Regions from separate parts of the Homo sapiens genome. Here region 1 is linked to region 2. A link is a loop called in an ENCODE intact Hi-C map of the cell type or tissue named here. Cell type or tissue: mammary epithelial cell. All regions are shown on one strand. Links, peaks and the distances in the headings refer to the core of each region. The heading gives the core; the rest is flanking DNA.

What was found. Peaks named below come from ENCODE experiments on the same cell type or tissue, not always from the same donor. Only the 100,000 strongest peaks of a DNase experiment are listed, where the experiment ranks them.
Region 1: a loop joins it to region 2, with 8 times the contacts of the local background. A loop is called at or near these places in 11 of 110 quality-filtered maps.

The regions. Positions count from the first base shown.
Region 1 is chr17:58,650,975-58,666,403 of GRCh38, reverse strand. It overlaps TEX14 (testis expressed 14, intercellular bridge forming factor), which reads left to right. Exons shown (of 32, transcript NM_031272.5): 2 at 14,402-14,538. The coding sequence starts at 14,403. It overlaps IGBP1C (IGBP1 family member C), which reads left to right. Exons shown (of 2, transcript NM_001395966.1): 2 at 4,575-5,980. The coding sequence starts at 4,805. The coding sequence ends at 5,827. LOC124904122 (U1 spliceosomal RNA) reads left to right here and starts at 7,099; the gene lies at 7,099-7,255. LOC105371842 (a long non-coding RNA gene) reads right to left here. Exons shown (of 3, transcript XR_934885.3): 3 at 14,813-14,997. RefSeq lists enhancers at 4,695-5,196, 7,059-7,829, 7,961-8,513. In mammary epithelial cell, for the core only: no CTCF peak of the experiment used is centred there; a DNase peak (open chromatin) is centred at 7,343; H3K4me3 peaks cover 511 bases; H3K27ac peaks cover 565 bases.
Region 2 is chr17:58,579,752-58,595,180 of GRCh38, reverse strand. It overlaps TEX14 (testis expressed 14, intercellular bridge forming factor), which reads left to right. Exons shown (of 32, transcript NM_031272.5): 15 at 1,520-1,626; 16 at 7,160-7,285; 17 at 7,515-7,600; 18 at 9,099-9,380; 19 at 10,581-10,681. LOC107985048 (a long non-coding RNA gene) reads right to left here. Exons shown (of 3, transcript XR_001752952.2): 3 at 14,954-15,429. Among named protein-coding and RNA genes, the nearest start is that of SEPTIN4, 43 kb to the right of the region's middle. RefSeq lists a silencer at 7,288-7,377. In mammary epithelial cell, for the core only: a CTCF peak has its summit at 7,350 (motif pointing left); a DNase peak (open chromatin) is centred at 11,500.

The DNA of each region.
Region 1 (15,429 bases), core at 3,104-11,103, 72 kb before region 2:
AATTCATGCGCTCAGCCTTCTTTGGTTGTTTTAGGTTTTGCCTTATTTATTTTTTTGGGACACAGTCTTGCTCTATTTTCCAGGCTGGAGTGCAGTGGAGCAATCTCGGCTCACCGCAGCCTCCACCTCCCGAGTTCGAGCTATTCTCGTGTCTCAGCTTCCCTAGAAACTGGGATTACATTACAGGCATGCACCACCATGCCTGGCTAATTTTTGCATTTTTAGTAGAGATGGCGTCTTACCATGTTGGCAAGGCTGGTCTCGAACTCTTGTCCTCAAGTGATCCACACCTTCAGCCTCCTAAAATGCTGGAATTACAGGCGTGAGCCATGGCACCCAATTTTTTTTTTTTTTTTTGAGACAGAGTCTCGCCGTCTCCCAGGCTGGAGTTGAGTGGCACAATCTCGGCTCACTGCAACCTCCGCCTCCTAGGTTGAAGCGATTCTCCTGCCTCAGCCTCCTGAGTAGAGCTGGGAATACAGGCACCCGCCACCACGCGTGGCTAGTTTTTTGTATTTTTAGTAGAGACGAGTTTTCACTACGTTGGTCAGGCCGGTCTTGAACTCCTGACCTCATGTGATCCACCCTCCTCGGCCTCCCAAAGTGCTGGGATTATAGGCGTGAGCCACCGCGCCCAGCCTTATTTTTTTTTTTCATTGTTTCTTTTGGTTCTTAAGAATGCTTTGGGGTTGCAGGGTTGTTACCGTTGCTTACTGTTTAAAGCTGTACCTTGCTATCATTTAATGCTTAGGAACTTTAGTGAGGTAAACGCAATGAGTTGTGGGTTTTTTTGTTTTTTGTTTTTTATGAGACAGAGTCTCACCCTGTTGCCTAGGCTGGAGTGCAGTGGCGCGATCTCGGCTCACTGCAACCTCCGCCTCCCAGGTTCAAGCAATTCTCATGCCTCAGCCTCAGAGTAGCTGGACTACAGCCACGCATGACCACAATAAGCTAACTGTATTTTTAGTAGAGGCAGGGTTTAGGCAAGTTGGTCAGGCTGATCTTCAACTGCTGGCCTCAAGCCATCCTGCCTCAGCCTCCCAAAGTGCTGGGATTTCAGGCATGAGTCATTGCACCCAGGCAAAACATGATAATAAAGTTAATTTCATGTGGGCCGGGCCTGATGACTCATGCTTGTAATCCCAGTACTTTGGGAGGCTGAGGCAGGAGGATGGCTTGAGACCAGGAGCTCAAGACCAGACTGGGCAGCATAGCGAGACCCTATCTCTATAAATATAAAATAATAAAAATAATAATATAGCTACTAAAAATGTTCAACTGAATATGTCGAATGTTGCCCACATCATATTCCACTGGACAAGCAGTGCTCTAACTTAATCTGTTTCCTTATTTTAAAGTTTCCAGAGAGCCTTGCTGTATTACTTCCACAAACTTACATGCCTGCTCTTCCTGGAATGCACTTCCCTGCCCTGCCCTTCTTCATCTACCTGGAAAACTTATACTTCAGCCCTTCCAAACTGCCTGGGATCCACTCAGTGCCACTGAACCCAGGGTGGCCTTATCTGTTACGTACCACAGGCACACTGCCTAGGGGCACTTCTTTTAAAAATCAGAAGAAAAAAATGAATTTTTAGGTGGAAGAAAATGTCATATATAATAATATATTCATCTTTTAATCAATGCAGTCATAAGATAGCATTTTTAACATATATTTTAATGGAAATGTATATATTTTATCAGAGGAGGCAGGCACACAAAGGCAAAAGTATGGGCCCTTCAAAATCGTAATGTGGCCCTGCTGAACTTTTTATAGGTCTGGCAAGTCTGTTTTCCCTACAGACTATGATCTTATTTATTGCAGGCAGACTCAGTCTCTGCATTATTCCTCTTAGTATCCCCAGTGGCTAGGCCAGCGGACTGGACCTTGAACATTTAAGTGGCTGTCAGTAAATGAGAAGTATGTGCTACATGTAAGTAATGACTTGAGAACAGGTGTTTTTCATCATTAGCAGCAAAGAAATTCAAGAATATGAATGGCAAAAATACTGGAGTAGACAATGTGGTCATCAGAAATGGAGTTCTCCCAGCATAGGAAAAAGGGTCTGTTAGTACCTGTGATATCAGAGCCATGAGGGGGCACAAATAATCATAGAGGCCTCAGAGCTGTGGTCAGCCTGGCATTCATGGATACCATTGAAAGCCAAAGTATTACTTTCCTCATGTGAAATCAAACCTTCTGGAATAAAATTAGGAAGGTAGTTCAATAATGAGATTATATAGTATAACCGAGGTGGGCTGGGTCACACTTTGTGGATGAAGGTAATCCAGCAATTGTCCTAAATCAGCAATTGTACTAAATAGTGTGGAGTTGGGTTTTTGCTGTTGTTTTTTTGTTGTTGCTGGGGGAGCGGTTAAGACAGGGTCTCACTCTCACTAGGCTGGAGTGCAGTGGCACAACACAGCCTCCACCTTCCCAAACTCAGGTGATATCAGCACCTCGGCCTCCCAAAGTGATGGGATTGCAGGCATGAGCCACTGCCCCTGGCCTAAATAGAGTTAGTATGGTTTTTATTGCAGAGCTTTGTGGCTGAGAAATGCAGCTTCAGGGCCAGTGTGTTTCAGGAGTGAATGGATTTGGCTCCCCACAACTCAGGGTGTTGAGTAAGACATTTAGTGGCCTGGCACATTGGCTCATGCCTGTAATCCCAGCACTTCGGGAGGTCAAGGCAGGCAGATCACCTGAGGTCAGGAGTTCAAGACCAGCCTGGCCAACATGGTGAAACCCCATCTCTACCAAAAACACAAAAAATTAGCCAGGCGTGGTGGTGCATCCCTGTAGTCCCAGTTACTCAGGAAGCTGAGGCAGGAGAATTGCTTGAACCCAAGAGATGGAGGTTGCCGTGAGCCAAGATCATGTCACTACACTCTAGCCTGAGTGACAGAGTGAGACTCTGTCTTAAAAAAAAAAAAAATTTAGATTCAGTTACATTGGCATTAATGACTTTTTTTTTTTTTTTTTTGAGACGGAGTTTTGCTCTTGTTGCCCAGGCTGGAGTGCAGTGGTGTGATCTCGGCTTACTGCAACCTCCGCCTCCCACGTTCAAGCAATTCTCCTGCCTCAGCCTCCCAAGTAGCTGGGATTACAGGCATGCACCGCCACAACCGGCTAATTTTGTATTTTTAGTAGAGACAGGGTTTCTCCATGTTAGTCAGGATGGTCTTGAACTCCCGACCTCAGGTGATCCATCTGCCTTGGCTTCCAAAAGTGCTGGGATTACAGGTGTGAGCCACCATGCCTGGCCAACATTAATGACTTTTCTTTTTTTTTTTTTTTGAGACGGAGTCTCACTCTGTCACCCAGGCTGGAGTGCAGTGGTGCCATCTCGGCTCACTGCAACCTCTGCCTCCCGGGTTCACACCGTTCTCCTGCCTCAGCCTCTCCGAGTGGCTGGGACTACAGGTGCCCACCACCACGCCCGGCTAATTTTTTTGTGCTTTTAGTAGAGACGGGGTTTCACCATGGTCTCGATCTCCTGACCTTGTGATCCACCCGTCTCAGCCTTCCAAAGTGCTGGGATTACAAGCGTGAGCCACCGCGCCCGGTCACATTAATGACATTTTAACAGTCACAACTGCTTTGTGAACTTATGTAACAAAACTCAGCTTTTAAAAATTATTGAGTATATATGTCACTCTCATATTTCTGAGCATCAACCCTTCCTTCCTTGACTCCCATGAGGCAAAGTGATGGTTGGAAATTCAGAGATGAGGTGAGACTCACAAACTGAGGGGCATGTCTTAGGACAGCACACCTGAGTTGGCAGGAACAGCCATGATCTGAGATTAATAGTTGTGCCTGTTGCTGCCCTTCCCCACACGTAAGGGAACTCTCCAAATAACATTCTGTACTGAGGGGCTGTGTTTCTCCATCTCAACTTATTTGGGGTCTTTGATTTAGTCATAATTTGGTCATGTAGTTGGTTTGATTCTGTGTGTGTGTGTGTGTGTGTGTGTGTGTGTGTGTGTGAGATATGTGTGCTATATATCTGTACACACATAATATGTATTATGTACAAGCAATTCTCCTGCCTCAGCCTCCTGAGTAGCTGGGATTACAGGCACCCGCCACCACGCCCAGCTAATTTTTTGTATTTCTAGTAGAGATGGGGTTTCACCGTGTTAGCCAGGATGGTCTCGGTCTCCTGACCTCCTAGTCCGCCCACCTCGGCCTCCCAAAGTGGGGGATTACAGGAGTGAGCCACCGCGCCTGGCCACTCAGTAATTTTTGAAAACTGAGTTTTAGGCCAGGCGTGGTGGCTCACGCCTGTAATCCCAGTACTTTTTACATCATACATACACAGATATAGACATACAGGAACACTCGGTTTGTTACCAAATCCGGGCCTGATGCTACTTCCCTGTGTGGCAGGAACTGCAGATACTTGAATCTTGGCAAAGTCACTTTGGGGGTCCCAAAGTACAGGGGGCAGCAGTCGAGGGGCAGAATAGCCTGGGTTGGGGGTAGCTGCATTTTTACATGCATTCTCTTATTCAGTCCTCACAGAAATCTTGTGAGCCAGGAAGGCAGTATTATTCCCACTTTACAATTTTAGGAAACGGAAACAGAGAGACAAAGTTTGACGAAGACCCGGAGTGGAGCAGCGATTCAGACCCGGCACAACCGACTCCGTTGCCTTCCCCTATGCCGCCCCCAACGCCACCGCCTCCCTGACTGCCCTGCCGTGCAGCGCCCGATTCAGACTGGTTGTTAGAAATCTACGCCAGAATCTTTACGTGTGTCCAGAAAGGAAAGGAATCAACATTTCGCATCAGCCTTCCCAAGATGGCAGCTGCTGAAGACGAGTTCCTGCCGCCGCCGCGGCTCCCCGAGCTGTTCGATTCCAGCAAACAGCTTCTGGACGAAGTCGAAGGAGCGACTGAACCCACCGGTTCCCGAATAGTCCAGGAAAAGGTGTTCAAGGGCCTCGACCTCCTTGACAAGGTTGCCAAAATGTTATCGCAGCTTGACTTGTTCAGCCGAAATGAAGATTTGGAGGAGATTACTTCCACCGACCTGAAGTACCTGATGGTGCCAGCGTTTCAAGGAGCCCTCACCATGAAACAAGTCAACCCCCGTAAGCGTCTAGATCATTTGCAGCAGGCTCGCGAACACTTTATAAAATACTTAACTCAGTGCCATTACTATCGTGTGGCCGAGTTTGAGCTGCCCCAAACCAAGACCAACTCAGCTGAAAATCACGGTGCTATTACCTCCACGGCTTATCCTAGCCTCGTTGCTATGGCATCTCAAAGACAGGCTAAAATAGAGCGATACAAGCAGAAGAAGGTGTTGGAGCATAAGTTGTCTACAATGAAATCTGCTGTGGAAAGTGGTCAAGCAGATAATGAGCGTGTTCGTGAATATTATCTTCTTCACCTTCAGAGGTGGATTGATATCAGCTTAGAAGAGATTGAGAGCATTGATCAGGAAATAAAGATCCTGGGAGAGAAAGACTCTTCAAGAGAGGCATCCACTTCTAACTCATGTCACCAGAAGAGGCCTCCAATGAAACCCTTCATTCTCACTCGGAACATGGCGCAAGCCAAAGTATTTGGCGCTGGCTATCCAAGTCTGGCTTCCATGACAGTGAGTGACTGGTATGATCAACATCAGAAACATGGAGTGTTACCAGATCAGGGAATAGCCAAGGCAACACCAGAAGAATTCAGAAAAGCCACTCAGCAACAGGAAGATCAAGAAAAGGAGGAAGAGGATGATGAACAAACACTCCAAAGAGCTCGAGAGTGGGATGACTGGAAGGACACCCACCCTAGGGGCTACGGCAACCGACAGAACATGGGCTAATCTTCCCACAACACCGCAGGACTGCAGGGTGCACACCTTCCCCGCCAAGGAAAACCATGCAGCCTTCCCCTCCCTGAGCTCCCCTACAGCTGTGTAAAACGAAGGCAAAGATGCTTAATGTTGCTTTGAGTTCAATAAAGTGTTAAATTATTATTATTATTTTATTTATTTTTTTGAGATGGAGTTTTTTACTTGTCGCCCAGGTTAGAGTGCAATGGCGCGATCTCGGCTCACTGCAACCTCCACCTCCTGGATTCAAGAGATTCTCCTGCCTCAGCCTCCCGAGTAGCTGGGATTACAGGCGCCCGCCACCACGCCCAGCTAATATTTTGTATTTTGAGATGAGGTTTCACCATGTTGGTCAGGCTGGTCTTGAGCTCCTGACCTCAGGTGATCTACCCGCCTCGGCCTCCCAAAGTGCTGGGATTACAGACGTGAGCCACCGCGCCTGGCCTAAAGTGTTAAATTATTAAGCGTGTATTTGTACCCTAGATGATGTGAGCCATCAATCTAGTTTTGGCATCATCATCCTCATCCTGGTGTGTTCCAATTTCTTAAGTGGAATGAAAAGAGCACTGAGGGCCAGGCGCGGTGGCTTATGTCTGTAATCCCAGCACTTTGGGAGGCCGAGGTGGGCGGATCACCTGAGGTCAGGAGTTCAAGACCAGCCTGACCACCATGGTGAAACCCCATCTTTACTAAAACTACAAAAATTAGCCAGGTGTGGTGGCAGGCGCTTGTAATCCCAGCTACTCGGGAGGCTGAGGCAGAAGAATTGCTTGAACCTGGGAGGCGGAGGTTGCAGTAAGCCGAGATCACGCCATTGAAAAGCACTGAGAAATAGGTTTGGATAATTAATGGCTGTATGAATTCTCTGAAAAAATAACAAAAGTTACTTCTATTATATGAGCCTGTGCAGAAAAAAGAAAAAAAATTTCTTATCACACAATGCGATTTCTTTTGAATCCTTGGGAGCGGCAGCTAGAGCGAACCGATCCGTAAGGGAGTTCAGTCAGATCGTACAGAAGCAGGTGGTGACGTTACTATAAGAGGCGGGCATATGTAGATAGGGGCGCAGTGATTGCCGGTTCTAGTGCGTTCTTCGCGGGAGAAATTTTCTAGCGAATACCAAAGAAGGTGTAGTCTGAGATGTGTCATACGAAGAAGCGGTAGTTTCGAAGCGATGCCTAAAAACAACTCATAATACAATTTGCCATGAGTATGTTGTGTGTTGAGGACGATGGTAAGGTATTAGCAATATTAAGTAAATAATGTCTTTGTGGCGGGGGAGAGACGCTGTTGGTCCTGATAAAGTGTTTTTCTTGGGGGAGGGTTTTTACTATGTGTTTGCTCCCGCGATTTCCCCGAATGAGAAAACTCGGCTGCATAACTTGTGGTAGTGGGGGACTGCTTTTGCGCTTTTCTGTCCTGTGATTGAACTAGTTTAAAAGACGGCTTGTGTGTTGTTGCGTGTGTTTATTTTCAGAGTTGTTGTAGTGGCGCGCGTTTGGTTTTGGAGTTGTGGTTATGACCTTACGTCTTCTTAGGTTACGGTCTGTTTTAATTAGATGCTCGCTAAGTATTTTATACCGTTTCTAGGAAGGGTGGAAAAATAAGCCAGACTGATGTGGTACGCACCTGTGCTAGCTACTCGGGAGACTGAGGTGGGAAAATCATTTGATCCCAGATGGAGACTTAATGAGCCAATATTGTGCCACTGCACTCCTGTCTGAGCGATAGAGACCCTATCTCAATGAAGAAAAGTAAAAAAAAAAAATTCCTGGGTCTTCAGGTGGGAAGTTAAGTACCTCATCCCTTGTAGTTCAGTTTTTCTGTGCAGATAAATTTACCAGTTTGCTATGTTAGCCTTTTGTTCTGGTGGGATGAATTGCTGAGGGTGGCTAAAGCCTGTAAACCCAGCACTTTGGGAGGCCGAGGTGGGTGGATCACTTGAAGTCAGGAGTTTGAGACCAGCCTGGCCAACATGATGAAACCCTGTCTCTACTAAAATACAAAAAAATTAGCCAGGCATGGTGGCGCACATCTGTAATCCCAGCTACTTTGGAGGCTGAAGCAGGAGAATCGCTTGAACCCAGGAGGCAGAGGTTGCAGTGAGCCGAGATCACACCACTGTACTCTAGCCCGGGTGACACAGTGAGACTGTCTCAAAAAAAAAAAAAAAAAAAAAAGCCGGTGCACAGGTGGTACACACTGGTACAGGTGGTGCATGCCTGTAATCCCAGCTACTTGGGAGGCTGAGGCATGAGAATAGTGTAACCACCCAAGGGGTTCACCTTGCCTGCTGCCTAGACAGAGCCAATTCATCAAGACAGGGGAATTGCAATAGAGAAAGAGTAATTCACGCAGAGCCAGCTGTGCAGGAGACCGGAGTTTTATTGTTACTCAAATCAGTCTCGTGGAGCATTCGAGGAACTGAGTTGTTAAGGATAACTTGGTGAGTAAAGGGAAGCCAGTGAGCCAGGAGTGCTAATTGGTCAGGGAAGAAATCACAGGGAGTCAAAGCTGTCTTCTTGTGCTGAGTCAGTTCCTGGGTGGGGACCACAAGATCAGATGAGCCAGTTTATTGATCTGGGTGGTGCCAGCTGATCTATCAAGTGCAAGGTCTGCAAAATATGTCAAGCACTGATCTTAGGAGCAGTTTAGGAAGGGTCAGAATCTTGTAGCATCCAGCTGCATGACTCCTAAACCATAATTTCTAATCTTGTGGCTAATGTTAGTCCTACAAAGGCAATCTAGTCCCCAGACAAGAAGGAAGTCTGCTTTGGGAAAAGGCTGTTACCATCTTTGTTTAAATTATAAACTAAGTTTCTCCCAAAGTTAGTTCAGCCTACACCCGGGAATGAACAAGGACAGCTTGGAAGTTAGAAGCAAGATGGAGTAAGTTAAGTTAGATCTCTTTCACTGTCTCAGTCATAATTTTGCAAAGGCTGTTTCAATTGTTTGAACCCCGGAGGCAGAGGCTGCAGTGAGCCGAGATTCCACAACTGCACTCTAACTTGGGTGACAGAGCAAGACTCTGTCTCAAAAAAAAAAAAAAAAAAAAAAAAAAAAAAGCATTTCCCGTATTGCCCAGACAAAATTATAATATACACATGACAAAGACACAAACACCAGTTATTCCCCTCAATATCTGAGTTTTAACCTGGTAAAACAGACAAGAGGTTCCCTCTGAGTGAGGCCTGTTGAGCTTCTGCTAGTGATTCCTTCAGGATTCCACCCCCTGACACACAGACAAGACAAGAACAGGCACAAGCCCTCACAAATCAGAATTCTAAAACCAGATTTGGGCCCAGCGTGGTGGCTCATGCCTGTAATTCTAGCACTTTGGGAGGCTGAGGTAGGAGGATCACTTGAGCCCAGGAGTTCGAGATCAGCCTGGGCAACATAGTGAGACCTCATCTCTATTTTTTAAAAATAATAATAAATAAATAAAAATAAAACCAGATTTGGCCAGCATGGTGGCTCACACCTATAATCCCAAAACTTTGGGAGCCTGAGGCAGGAGGATTGTTTGAGGCCAGGAGTTGAAGACCAGCCTGGGCAATGTAGCAAGATCCCACCTCTAAAAACATTAAAATAAATAAATAAAACCCAATTTTCTTTTTCTTTTTTTTTTTTTTTTTTTTTTTTGTGAGATGGGAGTTTTGCTCAGTCACCCACGCTGGAGTGCAATGGCATGATCTCGGCTCACTGCAACCTCCACCTCCCAGGTTCAAGTGATTCTTGTGCCTCAGCCTCTTGAGTAGCTGGGACTACAGGTGCTTGCCACCACGCCTGGCCAATTTTTTTCTTTTTTTTTTTTTTGAGACAGAGTCCCTGTGTTGCCTAGGCTGGAGCGCAGTGGTGCGATCTTGGCTCACTGCAACCTCTGCCTCCCAGGTTCAAGCGATTCTCCTGCCTCAGCCTCCTGAGTAGCTGGGATTACAGGTGCCCACCACCACACATGGCTAATTTTTGTAGTTTTAGTAGAGATGGGGTTTCACCATGTTGGTCAGGCTGGTCTCGAACTCCCGACCTCATGATCCACCTGCCTCACCCTCCCAAATTGTTGGGATTACAGGCATGAGCCACTGTGCCCAGCCTTTTGGTTTTTGTTTTGTTTTGTTTTTTTGAGACAGAGTCTTGCTCTGTTGCCCAGGCTGGAGTGCAGTGGCATGATCTCGGCTCACTGCAACCTCCACCTCCCAGGTTCAAGCAGTTGTCCTGTCTCAGCCTCCTGAGTAGCTGGGACTACAGGCGCCCGCCACCACATCCGGCTAATTTTTGTATTTTTAGTACAGATGGGGGTTTCACCGTATCAGTCAAGCTGGTCTTGAACTCCTGACCTCATGTGATCCACCCGCCTTGGCCTCCCAAAGCGTTGGGATTACAGGCGTAAGCCACTGTGCCCGGCTGCCCAGCTAATTTTCGTACTTTTTGTAGAGACAGCATTTCGCCGTGTTGCCCAGGCTGGTCTCAAACTCGTGACCTCAGATGATCCACCCACTTCGGCCTCTCAAAGTGCTAGGATTACAGGTGTGAGCCATCGCGCCCAACCAAAACCAGGTTTCTGAACTGAGACCCAAAGGGCCCAGGAGTACTTCCCCAAAACAGTGCCCTTTAACAGGACCCTCAAAGAGTTTACAGGGCCTCTGAGGAGGCCAACAGATCAGGAGAAGGGAAAGGGAATATGGATTATGCTTGGGAATAATCATCAGAGACATCTTCCGGAATCAGAAACCATTTCTCTGCTGCAAGCCAGCTTATGCGCCTAAGGTTGGCAATGCCCCTGCCTACAAGGGAGGTGCCAGACATGGCCCCTGGCTTAAAGGAGGGCTCGTCTCGGGGTGCCGAAATGTCAGGGTTCTGACATTCTGTTCCAGGACAGAATGAGGTCCAGCTTTTTGTTCTCACAGTCCAATAATGAGATCCAGACTGGGAAAGAAGGGAGTTTATTGGCCAGGTGCGGTGGCTCACTTCTGTAATCCCAGCACTTTGGGAGGCCAAGGCAGGCGGATCACCTGAGGTCAGGAGTTTGAGACCAGCTTGGCCAACATTATGAAACCCCATCTCTACTAAAAATACAAACATTAGTCGCCGGGTGCGGTGGCTTCTGCCTGTAATCCCAGCACTTTGGGAGGCAGAGGCGGGTGCATCATGAGGTCAATAGATCGAGACCATCCTGGCCAACATGGTGAGAACCCATCTTTACTAAAAATGCAAAAATTAGCTGGGCATTGTGGTGCGTGCCTGTAGGCCTAGCTACTCGGGAGGCTGAGGCAGGAGAATCGCTTGAACCCGGGAGGCGGAGGTTGTGGTGAGCTGAGATTGCGCCCCTGCACTCCAGCCCAGCCTGGTGACAGAGTGAGATTCCTCAAAAAGAAAAAAAAGAAAAAATTAGCTGGATGTGGTGGCAGGCGCCTGTAATCCCAGCTACCCAGGAAGCGGAGGCAGGAGAATGGCTGCACTTCAGCCATTCTCACCACTGCACTTCAGCCTGGGCAACAGAGCAAGACTCTGTCTCAGGAAAAAAAAAAAAAAAAAAGAAGGGAGTTTATTTCTGCAACTGGTTACAGGGAGAAGGTTGGAGTAACTCAGCAGACCAACTAAAAAAGTTAAAAGTTTTGGCCAGGCGCGGTGACTCACGCCTATAATCCCAGCACATTTTGGGGTGCCGAAATGTCAGGGTGTTCTAGGACAGAATGAGGTCCAGCTTCTTGTTCTCACAGTCCAATAATGAGATCCAGACTGGGAAAGAAGGGAGTTTATTGGCCAGGTGCGGTGGCTCACTTCTGTAATCCCAGCACTTTGGGAGGCCAAGGTGGGCAGATCACCTGAGGTCAGAAGTTTGAGACCACCCTGGCCAACATGGTGAAACTCCAACTCTATTAAAAATACAAAAATTAGCTGGTAATGATGGTGGGCACCTGTAATCCCAACTACTTGGGAGCCTGAGGTCTGAGAATCGTTTGAACCCAGGAGGTGGAGATTGCAGTGAGCTGAGATCGTGCCACTACACTGCAGCCTGGGCAACAAAGCAAGACTCTGTCTCCAAAAAAAAAAAAAAAAAAGTTACAAGTTGTTTTTTTTTTTCCAAAGCTTCTATACATTCAAGGTCCATGCCTATAAGCGGGAGTGCACCTACAAGGTGGAGTGTTTCATTCAATCTATATCTAATCTTTAACTAGGATCTAGGGTCTGGAAAGCTTTCTCTAGAGTCTTGGAAAGTTTCTTAAGTGGTCCTTGGTACAAGGTGTATGTGTAAAAATGCTATTATTATTTGATCAGACTTTAGGGCCTGAGAAAGGCCAGGTGGTGTCTTAATGGGTTTGTTTTTGCATTCCAGCCCTTGTAGTACTCAGGCACCAGTTTCTCCAATTCTTTTTATTTTTTATTTTTGAGATGGAGTCTTGCTCTGTCGCCCAGGCTGGAGTGCAGTGGTGCAATCTCAGCTCACTGCAAGCTCCACCTCCCGGGTTCACGCCATTCTCCCGCCTCAGTCTCCCGAGTAGCTGGGACTACAGGCGCCCGCCACCATGCCCGGCTAATTTTTTGTATTTTTAGTAAAGATGGGGTTTCACTATTCACAGGATGGTCTCAATCTCCTGACCTTGTGATCCGCCCGCCTCGGCCTCCCAAAGTGCTGGGATTACAGGCATGAGCCACCATGCCCGGCCCAGTTTCTCCAATTCTTTAATGTTTAACATATGCATTCATCAAAATTATAGTAAAGGGTTAGTGGAACCAGATTGTTCTGGCTGCTGATGGAAACCTGGACTGCCACAAAGGGGGCACTGAGCCATGGTTAAATGCCCACAAGGGGCATCTTTTCATAGGATCACTGCTAAATTGTAATCCCACGTGGCAAGTCAGTATAGTGAGACACTGGGTTGCAGCAGAGAAAGAGGTTTAATCATAGGGCTGCAGAATAAGGAGATGGAAAGAGACCTCAAACGTCTCCCAAACACATCCTTTTATAAGGAACCCACTCCTGCCATAACGACCTACTTCCTTTATAATGACAATAGCACTAATCCATTCATGAGAGTGGTGCCCCCGTGACCTAAACACATCTTAAAGGTTCTACCTCCCAACACCTCCATATTGGGGATCGAGTTTTTAACATATAAATTTTGGGGGACACATTCAAACCATAGCAGTAGGTACACCACAGACACTTGATTGTAAGAATGATGGTCAGGTGTGGCTGTCACATTTGGAAAGTTAAAATTTCTCTGCATAGTTCTTATGCACAGTAACAGCTAACAACTACAGTGAACTTGTTTGGTGCCAGGTACTATGCTAAGCACTGTACACAAATTAGTTCCTTTGAAACTCTCAGACCAGGCGCCGTGGCTCACGCCTGTAATCCCAGCACTTTGGGAGGCTGAGGCAGGCGGATCACAAGGGCAAGAGATCAAGACCATTCTGTCCAACATGGTGAAACCTCGTCTCTACTAAAAATACAAAAAATTAGCTGGGCATGGTGGTGTGCGCCTGTAGTCCCAACTACTCGGGAGGCTGAGGCAGGAGGATCGCTTGAACCCAGGAGGCAGAGGTTGCAGTGAGCTGAGATCGCGCCACTGCACTCCAGCCTGATGACAGAGTAAGACTCCGTCACATACACAAAAAAAGAAACTCTCAGCAACCCTCTGCTTATTATTATCCCCATGTTACAGATGAAGAAATTGAGGCCTATCAATGTTAAATAATTTCTCCAAGGTCACACAGGGAGGTGACAGAGCCAAGACAGTTTCAGAGTCTGAACTGTGAACCTAAACCACTATGTTATACTATCTAGCTTTACATAATGACTGCATTTGTGTTCTAACCTTTCAAAGTCAATACTCTCCAAGTTATCTTAATGACACAATAAACGTGTATTTAGAATTTTACTTCCTAGAAGTCCTCACTTTTTCAGTCCTGGGAATTAGTGACAAATATTGTATTAGTCTGTTCTTGTGCTGCTAATAAAGACATGCCGGAGACTTGGTAATTTATAAAGGAAAGAGGTGTAATTGACTCATAGTTCTGCAGTGCTGGGGAGGCCTCAGGGAACTTAAAATCATGGCAGATGGGAAGCAAACACGTCCTTCTTCACGTGATGGCAGGAAGGAGAAGTACTGAGCAAAAGAAAGAAAAGCCCCTTATAAAACCATCAGATCTCATGAGAATTCACTCACTGGTCACAAGAACAGCATGAGGGTAACCGCCACCATGATTAAATTACCTCCCACTAGGTCCCTCCCATGACGTTGTGGGGATTATGGGAACTACAATTCAAGGTGAGATTTGGGTAGGGACATGGAGCCAAACCATATCAAATATATTCAAATATATATATTTTTTACTTGTCTCTTCTCACCATTCTATATTCAACAGTATATTCAAGTTCTTTAATTTCAGCGATAACACTGAGGAAAAACATTAATCTCATAGAGTTTCAATAATTATTCCCCTAATCTTCATTATTAATGAAGGTGGCTGGACAGGTTTCTAAATGTAAAAGAATTAAGTTGTTTCCTTGCATTTCTGGTTCAGTTAAAATAAGCATATTGCTCTCTTTTGGAACAGGATGTCTCGGGCTGTTCGTCTTCCAGTCCCCTGTCCTGTTCAACTTGGTACCTTAAGAAATGACTCCCTGGAAGCTCAGCTTCATGAGTATGTCAAACAAGGGAACTATGTGAAAGTGAAGAAAATTCTTAAGAAAGGTAAGCACCATGTTGAGATGGCAGATGCACCTTGGTACACATTTCTGAATAGCGTTCAGAGGAAAAGGAATGTCATAAAGGTATGAATGAGTCCTTGGGGAAATCCAGAAATTAAATGTAGAAATTAGATGTTCTCTAGCAGTGCAGTCAAGAGAGGTGTTAAATCCTCATTTTGAGGATGTTTTGTTTTGTTTTGTTTTGTGTTGGGGAACCACAAGCGCATCCAACTGCTACTGCTAGGCTCCTATGGTTTCTCTGAAGTCACCCACCTTTGATTCTGCCTGATTTCTTTCCTTGAAATCTGCTCCATCCATTAAGTTCTCTGACACCCGTGGTTGACTAAGGAGGCCAGTGTTCACAGCTGTCCCCTTCCTTGCTCCTTATTTCCACTTGGTGCCTTTTTTCTGGGGTTTTCTAGCTGAAGGATACAGGCAGACATGGCTCAATGGCTGAAGCAGTCTTCAAAAGAACCAACAAACATGTCATGTGAATTTGGTCTGAGAAAACAAACCAAAGAACCAACAAACAAAAACCCATATACAAACAACCTTTTCTGGTGTTTGGCTCCTGTTTTTTTTCTTTTTCTTTTGGAGACAGAGTCTCACTCTGTTGCCAAATGCAGTGCAGTAGCATGATCACAGCTCACTGCAGCCTCAACCTCCACGGGCTCAGGTGATTCTCCTGCCTCAGCTTCCCAAATAACTGGGACTATAGGCGTAAGCCACCATGCCTGGCTAATTTATGTGTTTTTTGTTTGTTTTTTGTAGAGATGCTTTCGCCATGTTGCTCAGGCTGGTCTAGAACTTCTGGGCTCAAGTGATCTGCCCACCTCAGCCTCTCAAAGTGCTAGGATTACAGGAGTGAACCCAGACCTGCTATTTTCAGTGTAAG
Region 2 (15,429 bases), core at 4,344-12,343:
GAAAACGTTACAAACTTCATGATATTCTAAATATCTATTTTGATTATATTCTAAACATATTCTAACCTTTTCTTGGTGACAGTGGTATTTTTCTGAACACCTGTTATGGTGAAGCATCATGATATAGGGCTGTCTTAAGCTTCTGCTAAGGAGTGTTTGCCCATACAAAGGCCTCTGGATCTTATACTTCAGGGAGCATGTAGTAATTTTTTGTGCCTCCTTCTCACTTTTACACATCTTGCTCCCATCTCAAACTCCATATTTGTTGCCTTAATTTGCTGTAGGCTAGGAAATATAATTAACTAAGTTTGTTAAAATTATGTTAAAATTGGGATAAGTAGAGCTAATAGTCTCTTGAATAAAGAGCACAGACTTTCATTTGTTTTACTTTTGCTGTTTCCTAAGTATTGTAACCTTTATTGTATTCTGTTTTATTTTCATAGCATCCCCAGTGGTAGGTATTATCATTCTTATTTTATGGATAAGTACAAGGTCTTACTTTATGGATAAGTACAAGATTCTCTTAGTGTCAGGGTGCGGTGTCTCACGCCTGTAATCCCTGTACTTTGGGAGGTCAAGGAGGGTGGATCATTTGAGGTCAGGGGTTCGTGACCAGCCTGGCCAACATGGTGAAACCACGTCTCTACTAGAAATATAAAAAATTAGCTGAGTGGTAGTGGCGCGCACCTGTAATCCCAGCTACTCAGGAGGCTGAGTCATGAGAATCTCTTGAGCCTGGGAATCAGAGGTTGCAGTGAGCCGAGACCAGGCTACTGCACTCCAGTCTGGGCAACAGAGTGAGGCCATCTCAAAAAAAAAAAAAAGAAAAAGATTCTCTTATGTTAGTCTGAATAACACTTAGACTAGAACCCAAGGGCCTTTACTCCTGCCACAAAGATCTGCTGTCTTCATATTCATATAGGAGGGGGAAAATGCTCAGGAAAGTGGATTTTTTTTTTATTTCTATCTTGTCTGCTTATTCTCCACTTGTATCCTGTCTGGGCTAGGTTCCTGGAGACCAACATTTCTGGGTAAAGACCTCCAGATAAGCTGGGCACAGTGGCTCACGCCTGTAATCCCAGCACTTTGGGAGGCCGAGGTGGGTGGATCACAAAGTCAAGATATCGAGACCATCCTGGCCAACATGGTGAAACCCTGTCTCTACTAACAATACAAAAATTAGCTGGGTGTGGTGGTGTGCGCCTGTAGTCCCAGCTACTCGGGAGACTGAGGCAGGAGAATCTCTTGAACCTGAGAGGCGGAGGTTGCAGTGAGCCAGGATCTTGCCACTGCACTCCAGCCTGGTGACAGAGCCAGACTCCGTCTCAAAATAAAAGCAAAACAAAAAAAGACCTCCAGATAAGAGATGGGTTAGCAGATAGGAAACATGCAAAGGAAAATCCTGGTAGGTCTGGTTATTTCTATACATTTAGCAAGAATGGCTTTGAAAATAGTGTGACAGTGAAGAGAGTGGGAATTCTCTCATCAAAGCCCTGAAACATGTTTATTGCTTTTTAAGCTGCCGACTCTTTGTGACCCTGGAAAACAGAACACAGATGAACAATTTCAGTGCACTCAAGGAGCCAAGGACAGTTTGGAAACAAGCAGGATCCAAAATACCAGTAGGTGGGTCAACATTTTGTTGTTCTTAATGTCACTATGCCTTTAGACTTCTGTGTGTCTCTGAGGCCACTCAGTGATCTTCTTATGTCTAGTGACAAAAGGACTGTGAGTGATGAAGAAGAGTAATGCAGATTGGCAGGTTCTCCCACTGAGTGAGTAGGAAGAGCAGTGTCATGGGAACTTGAGGAGACATCAAAGCCCAAGTGGCTGGCAGGTTAATCAGACAGAACTCATCAGTTGTTAGAAGCAAAGCATCTTGCCTTTCCGCAACTGCCCAGATAGTTTTTCTTATAAAAACAAACACCAGGTATTCCATTTACCAGTGCTCCAGAAACTAAACTAATTGGAAACCAGGGTTGTTTAAAGTAAGTGTCACTGACTCCAGAGAGAGTTGAACAACATCACTATGACCCTGGGGTGTGTGATTTCCAGCCAGACGAATGAAATGAATTGACTTTAGCACAAATTACTGGAAGAAGAGTGTGTGTGTGTTTGTATATATGTTCATACACATATATGTATATATAATATATTCATACACATATACGTATATATAATATATTCATACATATATGTATATGTATTCATGCACACATAGGTATATATGTATTCATGCATATATATGCATATACACATATATTCGTGCATGTGTATACATACATACATATATTCATACATACACACACACATGCTGAGTTTTAAAGAACTTAAGTAAAACAGGCCGAGTGTGGTGGGTCACGCCTGTAATCCTAGCACTTTGGGAGGCCAAGGTGGGCGGATCACTTGAGGTCAGGAGTTCGAGAGCAGCCTGGCCAACATGGTGAAACCCCGTCTCTACTAAAAATACATAAATTAGCCGGGCGTGGTGGCGGGCACCTGTAATCCCAGCTACTTGGGAGGTGGAAGCTCAATAATAGCTTGAACAGCTGGGTGCGGTGGCTCACACCTGTAATCCCAGCGCTTTGGGAGGCCAAGGCAGGCAGATCACGAGGTCAGGAGATCGAGACCATCCTGGCTAACATGGTGACACCCCGTCTCTACTAAAAATACAAAAAATTAGCCGGGCGTGGTGGCGGGCGCCTATAGTCCCAGCTACTCGGGAGGCTGAGGCAGGAAAATGGCGTGAACCCAGGAAGCAGAGCTTGCAGTGAGAGGAGATCGCGCCACTGCAGTCCAGCCTGGGCGATAGAGCAAGACTCCGTCTCAAAAAAAAAAAAAAAGAATCACTCGAACCCAGGAGGCAGAAGTTGCAGTGAGCTGAGATGGCACCACTGCACTCCAGCCTTGGCAACAGAGTGAGATTCTGACTCAAAAAAAAAAATTAAATAAATAAAGAACGAACTTAAGTAAAACAAATTTATTTGGTGTGTGGGAATTTTTTTTCAATTTTTAAAAAATTGATTAAAATTTTTTTTGGTTTAAATTTAGTTAGGTATTATAAGTAAGGGAATTACTAAAAGGGCAATAATTTTTTTTTCTTTCTTTTTTTTTTTTGAGATGGAGTTTCACTCTTGTTGCCCAGGCTAGATAGAGTGCAGTGGCGTGATCTCGACTCACTGCAAACTCCACCTCCTGGGTTCAAGCGATCCTCCTGTCTCAGCCTCCTGAGTAGCTGGGATTACAGGTGCCCACCACCATGCCCAGCTAATTTTTTATATTTTTAGTAGAGATGGGGTTTCACCATGTTGGCCAGGCTGGTCTTGAACTCCTGACCTCAGGTCATCCACCCACCTCAGCCTCCCAAAGTACTGGGATTATAGGTGTAAGTCACCACTCCCAGCCAATATATGTTTTTCACGACAGACTAGTATATCAGTTTTAGTTTTTTTTTGTTTTTTTTTTTTCCTGTGGATAAATGGTAGCACTAATCCACAACTTTGAAGTCAGTTCTCCTGGAAAAAAAAACTTTTTATTCCTCGCCCTAGTGGTGATTGAGACTAATGACGAGTTTGCTGTTTGTTTCATGTTGGCAAATATGTATGTAAGGGAAAATGAAGGAAAATGTCCAGACATTTTATTTATTTATTTTTTATATTTTTGAAATGGAGTTTCGCCCTTGTTCCCCAGGCTGGAGTGCAATGGCGCGATATTGGCTCACTGCAACCTCCACCTCCCAGGTTCAAGCGATTCTCCTGCCTCATCCTCCCAAGTAGCTGGGATTACAGACATGCACCACCAGGCCTGGTTAATTTTGTATTTTTTAGTAGAGATGGAGTTTCTCCATGTTGGTCAGGCTGGTCTCAAACTCCTGACCTCAGGTGATCCACCCACCTTGGCCTCCCAAAGTGTTGGGATTACAGGCGTGAGCCACCGCGCCCAGCCAGACATTTTAGATCAGTGGATTTTATTCCTATGAAGGGAATAATGAAGAACTACCTAGCTGGCATCAGAGTGTTTGGCACTCACACCACTGATAGAAGCAAATGGGATGACATAGCCATTAGATGACAAAGAAAAACCCATAGTTGTTGTGGCCTCCCCTGCTCGGCACCCTCTTCCCTCAGAAGTACAAAGAACAGACCAAAAAAAAGTTTGACATTTTTCCACCTGTTCCTCTAGTCTTTTTGTGTGCTTAAAAAAAAAGTGACAATTACGATATGTGTAAGCAATTTTATGTCATGATTTTCACTTTACATTAGAATGTAAACATTACTCTATGTTATTAAAAAAAAAAAACCCTGTAAACTTATTTTGAAATTGTTGGGCTGGGCAAGGTGGCTCCCACCTGTAATCCCAGCACTTTCGGAAGCCAAGACAGGCAGATCACTTGAGCCCAGGAATTGGAGACTACCCTGGGAAACATGGCAAAACACCATCTCTACAAAAAATTAGCCAGGCATGGTGGTGTGCGGCTGTAGACCCACACCCTCTCCTACTTGGGAGGCTGAGGTGGGAGGATCACCTGATCCTGGGGAGGTCAAGGCTGCAGTGCCATGATTATGCCACTGCATTCCAGTTTGGGCGACAGAATAAGACCCTGTCTCAAACAACAACAACAACAACAACAACAACAACAACAACAAAAATAGTTGGATTTCACCTATTGTTGAATTTTAGGTTGCTTCATTCTTTATTCTGTTATGAATAGGGACACAGTTACTTGTAAATAATGCTTTGTTTTTGCATTTTGGATTATTTCCTCAGGATGGATTCTCAGAAGCAGAATTACTTGGTCAAAGGGTTTGAAGATTTTAAGGATTCTTTTCCCCTCCTTTTTAAGACAGGGTCTCGCTCTGTCGCCCAGGCTTCCTTGCAGTGGCGCAATCTCAGTTCATGGTTTTTTTTTTTTTTTTTTTTTGACACAGAGTCTTGCTATGTCGCCAGGCTGGAGTGCAGTGGCGCAAACTCGGCTCACTGCAACCTCCGCCTCCTGGGTTCAAGCGATTCTCCTGTCTCAGACTCCTGAGTAGCTGGGATTACAGGCGTGCACCACCACACCCGGCTAATTTTTGTATTTTTAGTAGAGACAAGATTTCACCATGTTGTCCAGGATGGTCTCCATCTCTTGACTTTGTGATCTGCCCGCCATGGCCTCCCAAAGTGCTGGGATTACAGGCGTGAGCCACCACGCCTGGCCAATCTCAGTTCACTTTATGGGGCCAATGTGTGAGGGTCGCTTGAAGTCTGGGAGTTTGAGACCACGCTGGGCAACAAACATTGTGTGACTTCATCCCTACCAAAAATACAAAAACTAGCTGGCTGTGGTGGCAGGTGCCTGTGGTCCCAGCTACTTGGGAGGCTGAGGTGGGAGGATCGCTGGAGCCTGGGAAGTTGAGCCTGCAGTAATCTGTGATTGTGCCACTGTACTCCAGCCTAGTGACAGAGTCAGACCCTATCTCCAAAAGAATTTTATTTTTTTAAAAAGGAAGCTGATCAGATCTACCCTCTCTGATTCAGCAGTCTCTCTGCTTTCTGGTCCAGCTGGAGAGTAGGGCATTCTAGATAACAGGGAATTCATATCTGTGCCACAGAGCACACACTTTTTTTTTTTTTTTTTTTTGAGACGGAGTCTCGCACTGTTGCCCAAGCTGGAGCGCAGTGGATCTTGGCTCACTGCAACCTCTGCCTCCCGGGTTCAAGAGATTCTCCTGCCTCAGCCTCCCAAGTAGCTGGGATTACAGGCGCCCGCCACCATGCCCAGCTAATTTTTTGTATTTTTAGGAGATACGGGGTTTCACCATGTTGGCCAGGCTGGTCTTGAACTCCTGACCTCATGATTCACCTGCCCCGGTCTCCCAAAGTGCTGGGATTACAGGCATGAACCACTGCACCCAGCCTACACTTTTTTTTCTTTGGAAATAGAGTCTCGCTCTGTCACCCAGGCTGGAGTGCAGTGGTGTGATCTCAGCTCACTGCAACCTCCGCCTCCCGGGTTCAAGCAATTCTCATGCCTCAGCCACCTGAGTAGTTGGTATTACAGGCATGCACCACCATGCCCAGCTAATTTTTTGTTTTTTTAGTATAGAGTTTTCACCATGTTGGCCAGGCTCACCTCAACTCCTGGCCTCCGCCTGCCCTGGCCTCCCAAAGTGCTGGGATTACAGGTGTGAGCTACCGTGCCCAGCCAGTTCATGCGTTTTTGAAAAGTTAATTGAATAGATGATAAAATGTACATGTTCATGAGATATTTATAAACTTTATTTGTTTATTTTTTTTCTGGAGACAGAGTTTCACTATGTTGTACAAGCTGGCCTTGACCTCCTGAGCTCAAGTAATCCTCCTGCCTTAGCCTCCCAAGTAGCTGAGACTACAGACCTGAGCCACCATCCTGGCTAGTTATGGGATATTTAGAGGAAAAAAAGACGCCTTTATGTTGCAAATGAGGAAGCCTTGGCCTAGAGAGATTGATGTTTGCCAAAGTCAGATAGTAACCTAGTGGTAGGTCAGGGTCTAGAATTCAGTGGGACTAGATTGAAGGTCTCTGAATGTTCTTCAGGATCTCTGATGCCTTAAGACTGTTTTTACAAACGTTAGGCCGGGCATGGTGGCTCACACCTGTAATCCTAGCACTTTGGGAGGCCGAGGTGGGTGGATCACTCGAGATAAGGAGTTCAAGACCAGCTTGGGCAACATAATTTTCTACTAAAAATACAAAAACTAGCCGGGCATGGTGGCGTGCATGTGTAATCCCAGCTACTTGGGAAGCTGAGGCATGAGAATTGCTTGAACCCAGGAGGCGGAGGTTGCAGTGAGCTGAGGTCGTACCACTGCACTCCTGGGTGACAGACTGAGACTCTGTCTCAACAACTACAAATGTTATTGTGCTGTCACTGATATGAAGGTGGGCCTGTTACCAGAGAATTCTGATGGACGGGCAGGAGCAGAACCCTCACCTGAACCATCACCTGTGATTTGTGGCATTTGCAGGGGAGGCTCTGCAACAGCCCAGGGATTGTGTCTTGTGAAACTGCGCTTCAACTGCGGGTTTCTTCTACCTCTGAAAATCTCCCAAGAGCACTTTTATAATCATGAAATCTAAACTTAGAAACTAAAAATACTCTTAGAGATCTTATAGCTCAGTCCTTTCATTTCTTAGCCAGGGAAGACCTAGAGAGTCCACTGCCCAAGCCAAAGCCACACAGTTTAATAGTGCACTCTTCACTCTGTCAAGCCACCGGCAGGGACCTTCTGCATCACCCAGCTGTCACTGGGACTCTACCAGGTAAGGATCCTTGTGGGCTGGAAACTGGTGGTGGAGCGGGGGTGGGGGTGGGTTCTGGCACCCTCTGCTGGTGCAAAGGGGTCAGTGCAACTCTAGGAATGGCTTAGGGAGTAGGGAACAGGTCCTCTGGATGGGCTGGTGGGCTTTTGGTTCTGTCAAGAACTTGAGCAAACTGATGTGTTTGTGTCCACCCCGCTCCCCCTACCTCCAAAAAACCCGTGCAATTCAGGATGAGTGTGGAACCTGTTTCTTCTGAAATCTATAATGCAGAGTCCAGAAATAAAGATGATGGAAAGGTACACTTAAAATGGAAAAGTGAGTATAAAGTCATGGGTTTTATTAGACAAAATGAAATTTAAAGTATATTTCTAATGTGGTTGATATTTCTAAGTACACAACCTGTGTTGCACATTTAGAACCATAGCAATGTCCTTCTGAATTTTTTTCTTTTATTATATTTCATTTTAAAAGCAGGGCCCTTCTGACTACAGACTTCAGAAGGGAAATGCTTTTTTTTTAATTTCTAGACTTTATAGGAAATATTTCTAATATATAAATGTATATTGTATAAGAAATGTAACAAAACAGTGCACAATACAATAAGTCCTCACCTTATTCTGTTAATAGGAAATGACAATGACTTTAAGCAAACTACGACTTTAAGCAAAACGATGTATAACAAAACCAATTTTACCATGGGCTAATTGATGTAAGCAAGAGTTAAGTTCCTATAGCATATTTCTGGTCACAAATACATCACCATACTTCTAAATAAAGACCAAGACACTTCTAATATTAAACATTGAAATAAATGTGAGCTATGTACACATTTAAGAGAGATTAATAAAAACAAGTAAGATAAGTAATTACCTGTTTATTCTAGTTCAGGGTCACAGGTGGCTGGAACCTATCCTGGCAACTCAGGGTACAAGGAGGGAACCAGCCCTAGACAGACACCATTCCATTGCAGAGTGTACTCACACACTCCCACTCACACAGACTGGGGCAACTTCAACACACTAGTTCACCTAACGTGCACATATTTAGGATGTGGGAGGAAACCGGACTACCTGGAAAAAACCCATGCAGATGCGGGGAGAACATGCAAGTGCCACACAGACAGTGGCCCCAGCTGGGAATTGATTGTTTTTTTTTTTTCTCATCAGAGTTACAATGAAACAATGTTGAATAAAATGACATTATTTGAGGAACTGCTACATAGATATTTACTATATAACATTATAAAAGTGGAGAGTATGCAGTGTCACTCTCATATCCTGTGGGCATTATTCTTTGTATCAGTTTTCTCTTACAGGCTTAAAGGATATAATGTCTATTTTTAATACTAGTCGTAAGTGACATTAGCAGAAGTGTTTGACAACATTTGAAATGAAAACATGCATATATGTATGCATTCCAAAAATATGAGCTCAGTGTAGTCTGGAAAGACTAGACAAACTCAAATAGAATACTTTCTATTATTACACACTAAGAACTATAGATGTCATTTTTCCTGTTAAAACTTCACAGGAAGAGGGTCTATCTGTAAGTTGTTTGCTGCCTTTCACCCTGGAAGTAAGCAACAAGGGCTGTTGTTTGGGATAACTGACTGAAATTCCCTTCTCTCTCTCTGTCATCAATTCTCCCCTGACCTCCCATTCAAGCCAAACAGGGCAAGCTAAGGATGATGCAACTGTAAAAAGGCAATTGTTACACTATGAGTTATAATAGTATTATGTATTTCTTTTAGATGAAAGCCTGTGTTTCCAGTGTTTACAGTGATGTTTTAAATGCTGCTTTCTCTTATGCACAGTGGAGGTGAAAGAAATGGCAAAGAAAGCAGCTACTGGACAGCTCACAGTACCTCCTTGGCATCCTCAGAGTAGTCTGACTTTAGAGAGCGAGGCTGAAAATGAGCCCGACGCCCTGCTGCAGCCCCCCATTAGGAGCCCAGAAAACACGGATTGGCAGCGAGTTATTGAGTATCATAGGGAAAATGATGAGCCCAGAGGAAATGGCAAGTTTGACAAGACGGGCAACAATGACTGTGACAGTGACCAGCATGGCAGACAGCCCAGGCTTGGAAGCTTCACCAGTAAGTTCACTTGCGGGAATCAGGATAGGTGAACTCAATCAAGTATCAGTCGGGCGAGGTGGCTCAGCCTGTAATTCCAGCACTTTGGGAGGTGAGGCGAGCGGATCACCTGAGCCCAGGAATTTGGGACCAGCCTGGTCAACATGATGAAACCTGGTCTCTACAAAAAAAAAAAAAAAAAAAAAAAAAACATTAGCTGGGCGTGGTGGCACACGCCTCTAGTTCCAGGTACCCAGGAGGCTGAGGTGGGAGGATCACTTGGACCTGAGAGGTGGAGGTTGCAGTGAGCTGTGATCATGAAACTGCACTCCAGCTTGGGTGACAGTGAGACCCTGTCTCAAAATAAAAATAAAAGTAAAAAAAAGTTATCAGCTCTCAAAAAAGTAAACTTTCCAGCATATTTTTTTTGGTTTGGTCCTCTCTCCTTTCCTACTTTTCTGGAAACCTTGAATTCCAGGGGAAGACAGTATAGCCCTATATCTCATTGCATTTCCCACAGGCAAACAGATCCAGACACTGATCAGTTTTTATATTACTGAAACAGGTCCCTTTGTCCAAAGGAAGTAAAATAATCAAATACTGACCCTGGTTTTGGCGAGGAATCGATCCTTCTTTACCTGGGGATAGAGGTAGGCCATCACTGCCTACTGCCCATGTCTCTGCATTGTATTCTAAGCTGAAATTAAATTCTCCCAGAATTTATTTAGAATGTATTCTAAGCTGGCATTAAATTTTTCCAGAGAGTCTATGCTGGAGGAACCTAGAGACACATGACATTTATTGTCATCGGTTTATAGATTTACAGGTTAAAAAAAATGAAGGCTGTATATTTTCAGTTGATAATTTGCTTATAATCAGGGCATGGATATTGTTTCACAGTTGTTTATAAGTTAAAGAAAGATACATCTAAACTTGTCATTTGTCTTAGGCAGAAAATCTATTGGCTTGGGTATTATTTGTATTTAGAATCTGTTTCTTGTCAAGCATCACTCTCGAATGGGTGGGCAGATGATCCAGGGCTGCATTTTGGGGTCAGGCTAAACTAACAGTCTCTACTCTCTGGACTGAACCTAACGTATGGGACATGGCCACTCTTGGCAGAATATGTATACATCTCTTCTTTCATGCCACCTTTATCCTCTTCCATGTTGTCTGAATATCACTGAATGACTTTGACCCTGACTGTGTTACAATCATTAGGTATCAGGCACCCATCTCCCAGACAAAAGGAGCAACCAGAGCATAGTGAAGCCTTCCAAGCAAGTTCTGACACATTGGTGGCTGTAGAGAAATCTTACAGTGTAAGTAATACTGCCTGGAAAGCCAAGTTGAACCCAAAGATCTAATAAGATAGAACTGAGTTATTGTTATGTGTTATGACACCAAAATAATAGCTATAGTAGTTCTTTTTGGCTGGAGCATGTGCCTTCATGTCACTGACATGAATAAAATAATCTTTCCTCCTGTCTGATACTTTTTAAAAAGTCAGTTCAACTCAATGAATTGTGTATCCTGGAGATTGGGAGAGTACAGAAAAGTGTCAGATTCAGCTTTGGCACATGAGTTTCTGGCATAGTTTGCTAAACAAAACTAGGGCAAAGCTCCTTCCCCAGCAGGCGACTGAGGTCAGTTAGGAGTAGGAAAAGCAAGGGCAGGGTTGCTATGAGAGTATCTTCACCTGGAATATCCTCTAAGGGCCAAACTCAGCACCCAGCTCAGTGGAAGTGATGTGTTTGTGCCTGACAACTGCACCTCAGCAGGATCTATATGCGTTTCCACTGCAGTTACAGCCTTGCTTCAGGGCTTTAACACACTCTAGGCCATAGCGCAGCCAGACTAAGAAACCAAAATTTTTTTATTGTCATTGACATGGGATTGCAATCATTTAAAGAATATAGACAGCAATTGAGAATGATACAATATATGAATACAATAGTGATAAAATGTAAGGTCTTTTGACCTATTGTATTTAATCATGGCATATGAACCATTCATAAGATCAACTTATTCTTTCTCGGACTTGAGGGCTGGAAGAACAGTCATATTAACCATACTGGCTGAGCTGGAGAAGCAGGCCTAGGCAGGAAAGTGGGGAATGTCTGCCGGAGGCCAGGACGAATTCAGTTTGATGAGAGGTAAAGAGGAGCAGCTGTTAAGTGCACAGGAAGGGAAGTGTGTGGCAAAAAGCAGTGTCCGAGGAAATTAGTCACAAAATCTCTGCCAAGAGATCACTGAAGGTTGGGTGTAGTGGCTCACACCTATAATTCCAGTACATTGGGAGGCTGAAGCTGGAGGATCGCTTAAAGCCAGGAGTTCAAGACCAGGCTGGGCACCATAGTATGACCCTGCCTACAAAAAAATGTAAAAATCAGCTGAGTGCAGTGGCTCACTCCTGTAATCCCAGCCCTTTGGGAGGCCAAGGTGGGCAGATTGCTTGAGTCCAGGAGTTTGAGACCAGCCTTGGCAACATGGCAAGACCCCATCTCTACAAAAGATACAAAAGTTAGCTGGATATGCTGCATGCCTCTAGTCCCAGCTACTTGGGAGGCTGAAGTGGGAGGATCACCTGAGTCTGGGGAGGTTGAGGCTGCAGTGAGCCATGATCAGGCCACTGCACTCCAGCCTGGGGGACAGAGTGAGACCCTGTCTAAAAAAAATAAAAATTAGTCAGGCATGATAGTGTGCACCTGTAGTCTCAGCTATTCGGGAGGCTGAGGCAGGAGGATCGCTTGAGCCCAGCAGTTCAAGGCTGCAGTGAGCTGTCATTGCGCCACTGTACTCTAGCCTGGGTGGACTGAATGAAACCATGTCTCAAAAAAAAAAAAAAAAAGACTGAAGTGAGCCATTTGTTTGGCCACATAGTAATCAGGTCCTGAATATTGTGAAATAAGCAGGAAAAAAGGGGTGGAGCAGAGATGCTAAAGAAATAAATTTGCAGGCCGGTCGCGGTGGCTCACACCTATAATCCCAGCACTTTGGGAGGCCGAGGTGGGAGGATCACTTGAGGTCAGGAGTTTGAGACCAGCCATGCCAACATGGTGAAACCCCATCTCTACTAAAAATACAAAAAGTAGACAGGTGTGGTGGCACACACCTGTGATCCCAGCTACTTGGGAAGCTGAGGCAGGAGAATCACTGGGACCCCAGAGGCGGAGGCTGCAGTGAGCCGAGATCATGCCACTGCACGCCAGCCTGGGTGACAGAGGAAGACTCTGTCTCAAAAAAAAAAAAAAAGAAATTTGCAGGCCGGGTGTGGTGGCTCATGTCTGTAATCCCAGCACTTTGGGAGGCAGAGGCAGGCAGATCACGAAGTCAGGAGTTCAAGACCAGTTTGGCCACCATAGTGAAACCCCTCTCTACTAAAAATACAAAAATTAGCTGGGCATGGTGGCACATGCCTATAGTCCCAGCTACTCAGGAGGCTGAGGCAGGAGAATCACTTGAACCTGGGAGGTGGAGGTTGCAGTGAGCCAAGATCGCACCTCTGCACTCCAGTCTGAGTGACAGAGAGAGACTCTGTCTCAGAAAAATAAATAAGTAAATATAAATTTGCTGCTTTTTACTATTTTATTTTTATTATTGAGACTACATTGCTGTTTTTAAAATGCTTCTTCATTTGCCTTTAACCTATAATACTCAAGGGACTCACAGGTTCTGAGTAGCCGCAGCCTCCTCATCTGTAAGATGATGCCAACACATGGGCTATGTCTCTGCCTGTGAGGGATTAGTGTGTTTAAATTCAGTCCTCAACTTGAGTTGACTAGGGCCTTTCTCCTTATTTAGAATATTAGAATAGGACGGTCACCTCATCTCCACCCATTCTGCAGATGATGATGCTGAGGCTCAGGATTAGCATTCCTTCATGCTATTCCAGTCAGTTAACAGCTGCTTTTCCCCACCAGGAAGGGAAGGCAGAGGCACATGCACAAAGAGGTAGGGAGAGTCAGCTCAGTGTCACACTGACTGCTGGGTAGTGTTAGATAACCCCGTTGTTAACACTGCATCCAACTATAAAGGGATTTCGTTACAATGAACAGCAACTTAAAAGTGATTTCCTACATTATTAATAGCATCAGTCCATGCAATCAACTTGTTCACCAGAGTCTTCTGAGGATATAACAGATGAATTTTTAACTCCAGACGGTGAATATTTTTACTCCTCGACTGCTCAAGAAAACTTAGCTCTAGAGGTAAAAAACGCAGTTCAGGGTAAAGTACCTTTTCACCTTTCTCCATTGCCTTATTTCTTTTATTGAGAAAAATAGCTTACATATCAAAGTATGTAATGTCTACCAGGATTTTTTATACCTTTTTTGGTGTCAGGAGTGTGATATGAACCCATGCATTCATACGTGTTTTGAAAAACATCTGAAAATTTTTTTATTTTTGAGGATGGGAAGTCATGTGCAGTTTCTCCCAAAATTGTGGTTACTGCATTTATACAGCACTTTGTACTTTTTTTTCAAAACTTTTTTTTTTTTTTAATTTTTGAGATAGAGTCTCGCTCTGTCACCCAGGCTGGAGTGCAGTGGTGTGATCTCGGCTCACCGCATCCTCTGCCTCCCGGGTTCAAGCGATTCTCCTGCCTCAGCCTCCTGAGTAGCTGGAATTACAGGCGTGTGCCATCACACCCAGCTAATTTTTGTATTTTTAGTAGAGATGGGGTTTCACCATGTTGGTCGGGCTGGTCTCAAACTCCTGAACTCGTGATCCGCCCGCCTCGGCCTCCCAAAATGCTGGGATTACAGGCGTGAGCCACCATGCCTGGCTCAAAATGTTTTTATTCATGCTACTTAATTCATACTTCCTAATGGGAAAGGACAAGGCTATCATTCCTCTCTCTGAGGAAGACTGGTGTTCTGCAGATATACGGAATTAATTAACTCCAGCCTGCCAAGTTTTAGTGATGGGAGAGCCAGGATTGAGGCAAGGGTTCAGCAACAAATATGAGACTGTCCAATATACCAAGTTTTCTTGGGAATCTGCCTAGCTTTTACAAGAACCTCCTGTACAGAGTATTTTCATTTGTAAAATGAATTTTGATGAATTCTCTTATTTACTTATTTTCCACCCTACCTCCCTGCTAACCTGGCACCTTTTTGGGATCTTTTACCTATATGAAAGGGAGGATTGTGTCAATCACAGTATTTGACTGATAAGAATTCTAGGATGCATCAAAGATGTAATTTCAGGCCAGGCGCGGTAGCTCACGCCTGTAATCCCAGCACTTGGGGAGGCCGAGGTGGGTGGATCGTGAGGTCAGAAGTTCAAGACCAGCCTGGCCAAGATGGTGAAACCTCGTCTCTACTAAAAATACAAAAATTAACCGGGCGCAGTGGCAGGTGCCTGTATTCCCAGCTACTCGGGAGGCTGAGGCAGGAGAATTGCTTGAACCCGGGGGACAGAGGGTGCAGTGAGCTGAGATCGTGCCACTGCACTCCAGCCTGGGCGACAGAATGAGACTCCGTCTCAAAAAATATATATATATAATTTCAGCTAGGTGTGGTGGCTCATGTCTATAATCACAACACTTTAGGAGGCTGAGGCGGGAGGATTGCTTGAGCTCAGGAGTTTGAGAACAGCTTGAGCAACATAGCAAGACCTTGTTTGAAAAAAAGGAAATGAAACATTACTAGTCCCCAAAAGACCCCTTGTGATCCCATCCAGTCACTGCCTCTTCCAAAAGGAACCATTGTTCTGACTTCTTACCTCGTAGAGTAGTTTTGCAGACTGGGCCAGCTTTTAAGCCTTCTTTAGCTCTTCTGATAAAGCTCCCAAGAACCAAAATATCTTTGTTGGAAGATTGGGTTGAATAGGGATAGTGATATAAGGAGGCGGAGTCACATAATTCCTCTTCACAATGAGAGGTGAGGGAGGACTTACTGAGGAGAGGACATATGATACAAATAAGTACTTAATGTCTAGGAAGCAAGTTTGTGCTTTTTCTATAAAGATGCAGGGATCTTATGAAGATTTTCAAGATTTAAGAACATCAAGAAATTATTGACCTTTTAATATGTCTGCCTCCAGTGAACCTCCTTTCTTTGCT